4 separate regions of the Homo sapiens genome follow, and all the other regions are linked to region 1. The links are chromatin contacts, found by Hi-C or POLR2A ChIA-PET in ENCODE. All regions are on one chromosome and are shown on one strand. Each heading gives the region's core, a stretch centred on a gene start or an enhancer-like site at or near the end of the contact. The rest is flanking DNA. Distances are from core to core; before and after follow the strand shown. Region 1 overlaps CIROZ (ciliated left-right organizer protein containing ZP-N domains). Region 2 overlaps CASZ1 (castor zinc finger 1). Region 3 overlaps PEX14 (peroxisomal biogenesis factor 14). Region 4 overlaps PEX14 (peroxisomal biogenesis factor 14).

The links. Hi-C counts contacts between places; a loop is a spot of excess contacts on that map. ChIA-PET counts read pairs that join two places held with the same protein, here RNA polymerase II (POLR2A). Pooled maps may share reads with other maps.
Region 2: a map of heart right ventricle shows a loop between it and region 1 (4-fold over the local background). The contact joins two enhancer-like sites. A Hi-C loop is called at or near these places in 1 of 168 maps with a recorded cell type or tissue (heart right ventricle), 10 of 37 single-sample maps with no recorded cell type and 10 of 50 pooled maps.
Region 3: a loop to region 1 is called in a map of endothelial cell of umbilical vein, with 4 times the contacts of the local background. The contact joins two enhancer-like sites. A Hi-C loop is called at or near these places in 1 of 168 maps with a recorded cell type or tissue (endothelial cell of umbilical vein) and 1 of 50 pooled maps. POLR2A ChIA-PET finds 5 or more read pairs at or near these places in 4 of 52 experiments (A673, AG04450, H1 and 1 more).
Region 4: a loop to region 1 is called in a map with no recorded cell type, with 9 times the contacts of the local background. The contact joins two enhancer-like sites. A Hi-C loop is called at or near these places in 3 of 168 maps with a recorded cell type or tissue (HCT116, endothelial cell of umbilical vein and heart right ventricle), 1 of 37 single-sample maps with no recorded cell type and 15 of 50 pooled maps. POLR2A ChIA-PET finds 5 or more read pairs at or near these places in 7 of 52 experiments (HEK293T, PC-9, WTC11 and 4 more).

What each region holds. Positions count from the first base shown.
Region 1 is chr1:10,959,161-10,961,860 of GRCh38, reverse strand. All of the region lies in intron 5 of CIROZ (ciliated left-right organizer protein containing ZP-N domains), which reads left to right. Among named protein-coding and RNA genes, the nearest start is that of CIROZ, 22 kb to the left of the region's middle. RefSeq lists a silencer at 495-789 and enhancers at 1,092-1,861, 2,631-2,700. Within about 2 kb of position 1,425, at least 2 of the 41 ENCODE cell types and tissues checked have a DNase peak (open chromatin) inside an H3K27ac peak, as active enhancers do.
Region 2 is chr1:10,698,271-10,701,167 of GRCh38, reverse strand. The region is part of intron 3 of CASZ1 (castor zinc finger 1); the gene reads left to right. Among named protein-coding and RNA genes, the nearest start is that of CASZ1, 97 kb to the left of the region's middle. Within about 2 kb of position 1,572, at least 5 of the 41 ENCODE cell types and tissues checked have a DNase peak (open chromatin) inside an H3K27ac peak, as active enhancers do.
Region 3 is chr1:10,529,397-10,532,303 of GRCh38, reverse strand. All of the region lies in intron 2 of PEX14 (peroxisomal biogenesis factor 14), which reads right to left. Among named protein-coding and RNA genes, the nearest start is that of PEX14, 56 kb to the right of the region's middle. Within about 2 kb of position 1,328, at least 8 of the 41 ENCODE cell types and tissues checked have a DNase peak (open chromatin) inside an H3K27ac peak, as active enhancers do.
Region 4 is chr1:10,494,599-10,497,298 of GRCh38, reverse strand. It overlaps PEX14 (peroxisomal biogenesis factor 14), which reads right to left. Exons shown (of 9, transcript NM_004565.3): 2 at 1,978-2,025. Among named protein-coding and RNA genes, the nearest start is that of PEX14, 21 kb to the right of the region's middle. RefSeq lists an enhancer at 1,811-1,870 and a silencer at 2,333-2,627. Within about 2 kb of position 1,303, at least 20 of the 41 ENCODE cell types and tissues checked have a DNase peak (open chromatin) inside an H3K27ac peak, as active enhancers do.

The sequences.
Region 1 (2,700 bases), core at 176-2,675:
ATTCTCATGGGATCACAGGCATGCGCCACCACCAGTTTAATTAAAGCCAGTTGATTTTTAAAATATTTTTTGCGTTTTTAGTAGAGATGGGGTTTCACCATGTTGGCCAGGCTAGTCTCGAACTCCTGACCTCAACCGATCCACCTGCCTTGGCCTCCCAAAATGCTAGGATTACAGGCGTGAGCTGCCGCGCCTGGCCCCAACAAGCATTTATTGAGCATCTATTGTATGCCCAGCCCTGTGCTGCTGCTGAGGGAACAGATACGACCAAGGCATGACTTGCCCCAGGAAGAGCTTATCGCTTTCTTCTCATCTGATCTGAGCTTCAAAAATGAGTGTGCTGTGGTGGGAAGGGCCCCTGCACCAGCCCAGCTCAGAAGACCTGGGCTCATCTCCGCTCTGAGCCCGGCTCACTGCCATGTTGGACTCTCTAAAGTTCCTTTGCTTCTTAACCTGAAGGAGCAGGGGCTGAGCGGGAGGGGCTTCCTCTGCCCACCTACCTTTATTAAGGGCTCAGAGTGGCCACGCCAAAGCCAGTGTTGGTGCACCTAAGAATTGCGGGGCCGGCCCCGCCCCGGGATCCCCAAGCAGGGCTGCCAGGGCACCTGTTTGACATCCCGGGGCTGGTTACTGCTCCCTTTGCACTGAGCCTGTGATTCTGGAAGCCGCCGCTAGGGGGACGGTGTTGCTGTCCTCACACGACAGTGGGCCTGGGCCGAATTGCTGAGAAAAGCAGAAACGACTCCTCACTCGGGCGCCGCTTGGTCTCCATCGTCCTGCCCTTGAAGCCCAGATGCCCCAATGCCCCAGTCCCTGGCATCCTTCACTGACCGAGGTGTGGGAGCAGGTGGGTGGGGGGGGCTCTGCATCCGTAAACAGAGTCGCACAGAGGTAGGCAGCACACAAGGAGCAGAGGCAGGTCTCTGCTGCCCCCGCCTCCCCTCCAGCCCCTTCCCCCATCTGAGAACCTCATCGAATTGACTGATTCATTCCTGGTGACTTCTGCAGCCGCCACTTCCGTGGCTGCACCTTGAACTTGCATTAAGTTTTAATTAAAGCCGTTTCACCGGCCTTGCCCTTGGCTAAATGCAGCTGTGGGCACAGGGCACATAGATATTTAATACTCTGCCTCTCCCCGCTGATGGCGCAGGGTGCCCAAGGGTGTACCCGAGCCGTGCCCTGCTCGCAGCGATCTGCGAGCTCGCTTAAGTGTGCCCACAGGCCCCGAGCGGGAGGCCGCGCAATAACTATTCATTGCCCTGGGTTAAGTGTGCCCAGGGGCACCCGTAAACTCAATGCAGTGATTAGCGATTGCTCCCAGTGAAGGCTGCCCGAGCTCCTGCGGAATGTCCACGGGCCCTAAATATAGCCTCCTCCTGGCGACTTAAAGGGCACGGTGCGTTTTGGCTGCGTACTTGTCACGTCTTCCCTTCCTTTCTTTTTTTTTCTTGGAGACAGAGTCTCACTCTGGCCAGAGTCGCCCAGGCTGGAGTGAGTGGGACAATCTCAGTTCACTGCAACTTCCGCCTCCCAGGTTGAAGCGAACCTCGTGCCTCAGCCTCCTGAGTAGCTGGGACTACAGGCGCCTGCCACCACTCCTGGCTAATTTTTTTATTTTTTATTTTTTGTATTTTCGGTAAAGATGGGGTTTCACCATGTTGCCCAGGCTGGTCTGGAACTCCTGAGCTCAGGTGATCCACCCGCCTCAGCCTCCCAAAGTGCTGAGATTCCAGGCATGAGCCACTGCACCTGGCCTTCCCTTCCTTCTTTTAGCAGAATTGCTTCCCTCCTTCTTACAGCCTGGCCTCTGGGGGCCTCTCTGTCTTCTTCCTGGTTCAGCAGGGGAGATGGGCTGGGGCACCATGGTGCAGCTTTGGTGGTGTTGTTGAGGAATTGCCGCATCCTCCTCATTCTGCCAGACCTTGTGGACATCTCCTCCATTTCTTCCACTTTGCTCCCCAAGGGAAGGCAGCACCCCCTAAAAGCAAGGCCATCACAGGGCTGACCCGAGGGGCTCCCTGTGGGCAGCCCGAGCCTGCTGCCAACATGGGCTCTCTGGGGCCAAGGAACAGCCGAGCTGGGCAACTGGGGAGGCTGCATGGTGGTGGCGGGCCTTTTCCTGGCCCCACCCACTCCTTTCTGCTTCTGGAAGCCCTTCTTTGCCCCTGGGGAGAAGAGGTGGGTAGCCTTGAGTTGGGGAGCTGTCAAGATGAGTCAGTCCACTCTGGCTCCAGTCTCCTCATTCTGTATTGGGTAGGAGAGGGGGTCTGATGGTCTCCGAGGGACCCTCTGCTGGTCTGTGACTCTGTCCGGTGCCACAACCTCCCTGGCCAAGTCTGACGCAAAGGCAAAGGGGCATTTGGAGAAAGTAGAGAGACTTGAGAGAGCACCTGGGTGGGGTGGCACTGGCTGCAGAGGGGTTTTGGGGAAGGTGCCTTGCCCACGCCATCACCTTGGGCCCTGGTCTGTGAAACGGGAGAATGGTGCCACCCTACGGGATGGCTGTGAGACTCAGGCGCGGTACGAGAAACCACTGTCTCGGTTTGCCTGGGCCTGTCTCAGTTTTAGCACTGAAAATCCCACATCAGGGGAACCTCCCCACTGCTGGGGAACCGGGATGGTTGGTGCCCCTAAGAATGGTGCCATTGGGGGGCACATGTGTACTCTCTGGGACCGTAGAAGCCCTCACTCTCTACTTCT
Region 2 (2,897 bases), core at 323-2,822, 260 kb after region 1:
AGACACCTGGGGCAGCTCAGCTCCTTGACAACCTGCTGGCCCTGGCATCAGGGGCCCAAGTAGATATTTGTAAGCACCAATGGTATACACCCATGGACACCAGCCCAGGCCTTGGACTGATCCATATTAACAGCTAATCCTTATTGAGCACTGACTGTGTGCGGGCTGAGTGCTGTGTGACAACAACTCTATTCAGGAAGTGCTAATATGATCCCCCGTCTTTCCCCCACTTTTTAATAACCGCTTTATTGAGATATCATTCATATACCATAAAATTCACCTTTTTAAAATGTACAATTCAGTGGTTTTTAGGATATTCACAAGGTTGTACCATCATCACCACTATCTAATTTTAGAACATTTTCATTCCCCCAGGAAGAAACCCTGTACTCATTAGCAGTCCCTCTCTGTCCCCCACTATCAGCAGACCTAGGGTTCCACTAACGATGATTTCCTGAAGATGCTGGGAAGGTAGAGGGTCAGTGCCTGGGTTCAGGGAGCAGAGCCTGTAGAAGATGGAGCTGCGGTGTGAACCCAGGTACTGAGACTCCAGAGCTGGTGCTCCATGAGGGATTGCTTGATGTCCTGGCTAACCCCCACCCCACCCCTGACACACATGTGCCTATCATGTGTGTCTGACAGTTCAGGCTCAGGCGTGTACATACACCATCCAAACACCTAGACTCAGGCAGCAGCACACGTGTCTTCTCCCCAAGTACGCTGGCAGCTCCACATAGAAAACCTCACACCTCCCATAAGGACAGCGGGCCTCCCCTCCTGGGACCCCTCCCTTGGCTTCTCCCCAGCCCTGCTCCTAGAAGGGAGGCTTGGAGCAGGAACCAGCAGCAACAGGGTAACTGAAGTAGCCAGAGAAACCTAAGTGGTTTCAGAGCTTAAAATGAGAAATCCCATATCTTCTGCAGCTGATCATTGTAACTGAGACAAAATGCCAACCCAACATTCCAGAACAGGTCCCCGCCCGGGCTGGGGCCACAGGCTGGGCCAGGCCCACAGGGCAACCCAACTAGCCCAGGTCCCTGCTTCATACTCTGTGTGTGTGTGTGTGTGTGTGTGTGTGTGTGTGTGTCTCTATCTCTCTTTCTCTCTCTGTCTCTCTTTCTCTCTCTCTCTGTCTCTCTCTCTCTTTCTCTGTCTCTGTTTCTCTCTCTCTCTCTGCCTGTCTCTCTTTCTCTCTCTCTGTCTCTGCTTCTCTTCTGTTTCTTCTCACCTTTTTCTTCCCACCTACCTCTCTCTTCTCTCACACTCCACGTTTCCACCCCAAAACTTTTTTTTAAAGTTTTTGTGGCCACACTCTTGAACTCACAAAAACTGGGAAATTAATGTGAAACCGTCGCTGCTTCTGATAAGAGAAACCTACAAGGGTGAGACAAAGGGGAAGGGAGACACAAGAGAATCAGTCTGTTGGATTTTGGTTTGGGGTTTTTTCCTCCTTCTCTCTCCCTCCAAAGTGGAGGATCCGGCCGGGCCAGTTTGGATATTTATTAAGAAAAAGCCAAAGATAATTAACTTTTTTGTTTTTGTTTTGTTTGCGGGTGCCTCCCCTGCTGGCACTCCTGGCTGCCTGGCAAATTAAACCTGCTCCCGGCTCCCTGGGTGCTGGGCTGCCAGCAAGACTTCTGCCGACTGTCCTGGATCTGCCAGGGCTGCCAGCTGCCCACCCAACAACCTACCTTGGCTTTCAGACCTTGGGTCACTTTATGCCCCCACCGATGCCACATCCCCAGGCTCTACTGACTCTGAGAGCACCTTTTAGAGCAGGGTAAGTGGGATGTGGGGGTTGGGGGAAGAGGAGGGGCTACTGTTTGGGGTTGTGGCCAGCACTTCCCTAAAAGGAAATGGGGGGAAAGTGTGATCCTCTCCCAGGGCACAAGGGCGTTCCTCCTGGCCAGTTCAGGGCCGTTGACTTCCCAGGAGAGGGGAAGGAGAACGGAGGATGAGCTGGAAGTGCAGGGAGAGGCCAGATTTGGGCCATGTCGATCCCCAGCTCTTCTCCCCGAAGGCTGGTACCCTGCCAGGCCTCATGGGCCCCTGAGAACGCCCTGGAGCAAGCAGCCTCTGGGCCATGGAGCCATGTGTGATACCTGTCCACCCCCAACCCCAGGCTCCATCTTGCTCCCACCCCCAACCCAGGCCAGGCCATGGGTGGGGGAGCGGTGGGGGAGCTGAGTGGCTGGAGAGCCAGTGCTTGGGTAAGAGCTGGCTGCCTCCGGTCCGGTCCGCTGTGCTGGAGCCACACAGAGCCCTGAGGCCAAGCTGTGACCTAAGCCTGAGCCCAATTCATGGGCCAAGAAGGTGACACTGGGAGTTAGAGGCTTCCTGGTATGAGACAGAGCTGAGGACTTCTCAGGAGCCAGGAGAGCCCACGAGAGGAAGGCCAGTTTGGAGGAGCTCGCTGGGGTTGGAGGTGCGGCTTGCCCCTCTGTTAAGCCAGTCCCCCTCAGCCCTCCCCTGCCAGGGACCCTCCTTGGCCCCTTGGCTTCATCCCCAGCTGGACAAGTAGGCAGTGATGGTGGGCCTCTTCCAGGTGGGGAGCCTGCTTCGGAGCCGGCCACAGAGAAGAGGGCATTTTTCAAGGATTTTGCTGGCCTTTCTTTTTCTCTGAAATATAAGGATGTGCAATTTTTTTGGTTTCAATTTAGCATTGGAGAATTTTATAATTTAGTAATTAAAATCTCTGATAGGCTTTAGAAATTGCGGCTAATTGAATTTAATGGGAAGATGATTTTCAATTTTATTTGATTACCGGGACCCCTGGCATCGGTATTTATGGGAAAAAAATGGGAAATGTGCTGTGTGGGCTAAGATGGCATAATTGAATTAGGGATAATCGGATTTCTCCGTCATGAATTTCACTATAATTTTCCTATAATTTTCCA
Region 3 (2,907 bases), core at 79-2,578, 430 kb after region 1:
TTTCACTATGTGTCACTTAGAGATAAAACTGAGGTGCAAGGAAGAGGAGTAAATTCTTGTCTTTGCAGTCTCATAACAATGGTTACACCGGAGTCACTGGAGTCACTGTCAGCAACTTGGAAAAAAGCGGGGGGGACTTCAGGTTGAAAAACACCTTTAGATCTAAGATGACTGGCCAATTGAGAGAGATTTGTATTTGAGAGAGCAGGATTTGTAACTGTATAAATCAATGGAATACAGTATACTCAGGGGTTATCTACTATGAACTATGTGCTGTTAAATGCATTGTGTAGGGTAAGTAATCCCCAGTGAGAAGAACTGAGGTTCCTGACAGTCCTCACCAAAGAGATGCTTCCTATGTGTTTTCCACTCTCCTACAAAAGACCTGCACATTGTAATCTTCAGAATACACACTTTATTTTCTGCACGAGGGGGACAGGAGGACAGAGCCTGCCTAATAATGAACCTGGGGTTTGAGGGAGCCTTAGCACTTTGCACCTGACATGTAAACCTGATGCATTGTCTCCAGTGACACTTATTTGGAATGCCACCAATTCCAGCACTCCTGTGTACTACATACACATCTATCTCCTAAGATGTGAGCATTCATTAGCCATCTTAAAATATTAAAAATATTCAAAAATTAATGACACTAACAACCAAAGCCAAGTCCTTTTAACCCACAGAGATCACAACTAGAGGGCAAAAGAAAATGACCAATATAATCTACGGGCCCGAAACCCCATTCCAGCGCCGCACTGCTCCACGTGCGCTGCTCAGAAGATTAAATTGCCTGTGAAAGGTTCCTACGTTCATACACTAAAGTAGATACCCAGAATCCTGTTAACAAGCGTTAGACCAAAGCCAACTCGAGTTTTAACAAGGACTGACTTAAAAAGCCAGGCACTGCCAAGAATGAGAGAACCCTCTTCAAACAGAAATGCTGCATTTTAGTAAGAAATCAGTACTCTGTCAGGAGTTCCTTGACAAATATGGTCATCGGCGGCACAGGGAAATAGTTGCAAAGCAGCTGTTAATCAGAGAAACACATCGTAGAACGCTGATGCTAGCACTCGTGAAAAAATGCAACGGGCTAATTATGAAGCTATATATCTCACTAAAGAGGCCGTGTTCCTTGAGATTCCAGGCAGAGCACTCTCGGATCCAGGGTCCTAGGACAACATAATTCTGGTTTTCTACATGCAGGCTCCTCTCTGATCTACCATTCACAATGCCGGGCTCCCTGTTCTTTCTCAAGTCTACACGCTCTCTTTCTAGCTAGGGAACAGGCTGGGGAGGGAAGGAAGCAGCGGCAACCACAAGCCACATTCCACGAACATATCCAAAAGGTGACATATCCTAAACCAGAGTAGAAGAAAAATCTACAAGTATGCAAAAGAAAGCAAGCGTCGGAATTGTCATTCTCAGTGTGGCAGGAGGGCAAATGTGTGTGAGCCTCAATCCAGGATTTCCCCAGCTGCCAAAATGAAAAGAAAGACTAAAAAAGCAGCAGGAATAAACAAAAACTAGAGGCAGTTCTGTGTGCAACCTCAAAGGGAGAAAGAAAGCTTCCAGAAAGCTGCTCTCAGAGTGTGACTGCAACTCAGGGACGCCAAGGGCCCAATAGCCAGGTAAGAGGGGAAAGTTAATATGCAGAGGAAGGCTCGGTCAGCCAAAATTCAATACGCGCCTCTGCAAGGACAAGGAGGAACAGGCTCCCCGAAACCAGACTAGTGGGAGTAGGGGGGAGGGGCCTGCACACTCGGAGTAAAACCACTGGAATGGCAAGAGGGGAATAACCTTGAGGTGGACGAGCCCGCAGGCGGCAGAAGCGCAGAGCCAAAGTGCCCCCTAGCCGGAGCCGGCGGAGGCGCAGGCCGGGGCGGCCGCTCCGCTAACTCGCACAGCCCAAATTAAGTGTTTTCACTCAGGGAAAATGAAATGTTTTGCAAGATGAAACAGAATGAAAATTGAGGTTTTAGGTAATTACTAGTTGGCATTTACATATCACGGGCTGGTTCAACACCTATTCATTTTCCTCTTTTATTTTCAATTTTTAAAAATTGCTCATTAAAAATGAACAGATGACAGTGACAGGAATTTTTTTTGTACTCTTTCCCCTTCTCTGAGGGTTACAAAACCAAGAGGCAATTTTAGCCCATTTATCTATAATTAACGCACACACAAAGGTATGTTTCATGTACATTAAGGGAGGAAAGGAGAAGGGAAAGTCAACAAAAGCCAGGAAGTTCAACAATAAAGACAGTGAGTTGTACTCAGGTAGCCTCCTGCACCTGGGTAAGGAGCTGGCTAGCAAGTGCCCTGGCACTCAAGGAGTTAAAGGAAAGAGCCTCTCTTTCGACTTGGAATTTCCTGGGTTTTGTCACTGTGTCCTTCCCATTGTTGATTTGGGTTACAACACTATACTAATTAAGCTTGTGGGCCCTAATTTCCTTTGTTTTACTTTACTTTCCTCTGTCCTTTTGTTTTTCACATTAAAGAAATAAAATTCCGCTGGTAGAAGTGCACAGGAGTTGACATGATAGAACAGAATATATTTTAAGGCTATTGTGTAAATCTGTATTTAGGGAATTCTAAAGCATGCATTATTGACCCTAGTCTCTCTTAAAACTCATTGATATATGTAGTAAAAGCCTTTATGAAAAGTGGCAACTTCACATGCACAAAAACTACCTTTCAAAGTGAAATATCTCTGCCATTTATTTTTTTTCCCTTGGCCTTAGTTAAAAATATTGCATGAACTGCTTGCCAGAATGTCATTGTTTTGTTATTTGATTAAAGTAGTTCTTCCAGAAATGTATATTGAAATAAAAAGCATCTTAAACCACCACGCACTATTTAATGTCAAGGGACAGTGATCTTAGGGACGTAAGGGTGACTTTGGAG
Region 4 (2,700 bases), core at 54-2,553, 460 kb after region 1:
TGCCCCCGCCCTGCCACACGAGTCCTCAGCGGGCTCCTCTGCCTGACACCCTCCCAACACCACTCCCAGGAGGAAGAAGCAGTTCACACAAGACCACGCGACTCAGCTGGTGCCCCCGTTTAATCAGGCTGCTGCAAATGCTTGGCCAAAAGCAATAAGGGCATGACTGAGAGACTGTGGGAGTTTAATATAAAAAATTTAATAAACAAAAAAGTGGGGGAAGGAGAAAGGGTCTACCTTTTAATAGGGCCCTAATTACCCAACTCATAGGATCAGCCCAAATGAGATGGGAGTTTATTTCGGGGGTTTTTTTAATTATTATTTTATATATATATATAAATTGCCGCTATGTGTTTTCTTTCCTCTGAGCAATTATGCAGCAAGTACGTAAAGAGGAGAAAAAATATTAATTAAATATAAGGTAATTGTGGAGTTGGCCTGGAGAGAATGAGTCTGAACTCTGGACGATCACAGGCTACTAGGGTTTGAAGACTGCTCAGGGCCTCCCAGAAAAGAAAGAAATAAAAATACAACCAACCAACAAGCAGATGCACAGTACAGCAGGAAGAGCAGGGCACAGAAACACTAGCAGAGCAAGGGGTCTGCAGGGCTCCAAATACCAGAAATCAGTGAGCTGGCCAACTGCTCAGGGCTCCCAAAGAGCTTGTCGAATCAAGCCCCAAAAGATGGACTGGCCACTCCTCCGATGACCAGTTAAATGGGTACATCAAAATTTGAAAAGAGAGAGGAAGGAAAGGACTGCAGCGGCCTATGGTGTTCAATCTGCACTTCAGTCTAAAACAACCACAACTTCGGCCTGAGGGGCACTGAGGCAGGCCCCAGGGAAGCAGGCAGACGTCCGGAGAGACTAGCAAGGTGGGGCCTCCTGGGCTTTCCCACCACCATGACCTCAAGGAAGGAACTGGGCAATACCAAAAGAGTGAAACGAGGCCACCGTGGGAGTGCTGGGATATAAGCCCGTAACTGGTGACGTAACAGCAGGTGACATGAATGACAACACTGCTCCCCTGAAACAGTCCCAGCAGTGCTTGTATCACCTCGGCCTTTCTACAGACAGCTCAACTGGATCCAACTCGCCCTCAGCCTGGGAAAGCCTTCGTACACACTGGAATTCAGACGTGTTCATACCCGCTAAGTCCCTCACGTCATCTCCTCCCGCGACTGCCAGAAGGGGAGTGAAGCAGAACAGGTGAAACCACAGGCCCTGCTGAAACAAAGCCTTGGCAGTACAGCCCTACGCCTGCTATCGCTACGCAGGAAGAAAAAGCTCTGAAAAGTTAAACCTAGAGCTGGCTCTCCCATCAAACTTATCTGGTTTATACAGAGCCAGTCTTACTACCCAGCCAAGAGGACTTACAGCAGGCCCTGAAAAGCAAAAAAGAATGAAAATGGGGTGGGCAGCCTGGGACTCTGGCCACCAAATGAAAAGCACTTGGGAGAGAAAATTACCTGCAGTGCTTAATAGGCCTCTTCCCTATCCATAGTCTAAGAAGACAGCGTTGGGAATGACAATCACACAATTACTGACCAGGCAAAACCAGAATTCCATCGCTTACCTGTTCTTTAAAGACCACTGAGGCGCTCGCACCCTGAGGGGCAGAGCAGAGGGCGGCTACTTCAAACAATCTAGAAGCCCAGCCACCTCACTCCACCTCAGCCTCCCACGGGCGCAGGAATCTCACTAATTACTATTGATCAGCCACAAACAAAGTGGTGCAGGACCATCTGGGGTGGATGCTTTTAGTCCTAGAAAGGACCAGCCTTTACTAAGGAGAGATCTCACTCGTCCCCACACGCGAGAAGAGAAGTCAGAGGTCACTGACAGAGGCAGTCTCTAGGTAACAGCTACTTTTAAAGGGACACTACTGACGCAGAACCATAGGAACAGAAGGTTTCTTTTCACTCGCGTGGCATTTTAATTACTAGAAAGTGATACCACATATCTTGGGTACTTACCAGCGGCTCTCGAGGCAGCACATTTTCACTTCCTGGAGTAGAGCTTGGCTGCAGAGAAAAATGGAAACAAAAATAAGATCACAGTGCCACCCAATGGACATCAAAAAACCAAAGATGTTCCGTTCTCAAACGATGCACGCTGGCACCTCTTTCTCACATCTCTCACTGGTTTTTCACGACACAAGAGTATTTTGCAGTGGACTACCTGTAAAAAGTAGCCCAAAGAGTCTGAATTCACCAGGGAAGATGAAGACTGTTTCTGGGTTCACTTGTCACACCACTCCAAGAACAAGGCTTGGTTCTGCTCAGGAAGGCCCACGATCACCTACTGAGCAGCAAGGGCTGGGGACCATCCCAAAATCCACGGGAAGAGTAGAGTCCAGAGAAAAGGCCTGAAGAGAGAGCACAACACCTCCTCTTTCTGCCACCTCCCCAACGTCAGGGGACTGGGAAGAAAAGTCGCGCAGCAGTGGAGAACCAGATTCCACCACCAGGGGGCCCCAGCTGCCCACGCTCAGGATTTTCTCTGGGCATCTAGTTTCTGGAGCCCAGAAGCCAGTAAACTACACAGGTTCCTATTCATCACCTGCCACTAAGGACACCACCCCACAATAGTAAAGAAAGCCCCAGGCTTAAATCCTTCTTGGAAATAAGCTAGTGACAGGCTGGCATATAAGCAGACCAACCTCCAGGCGAGCAGGCAGCACTGTGGCCGAGGCCCTG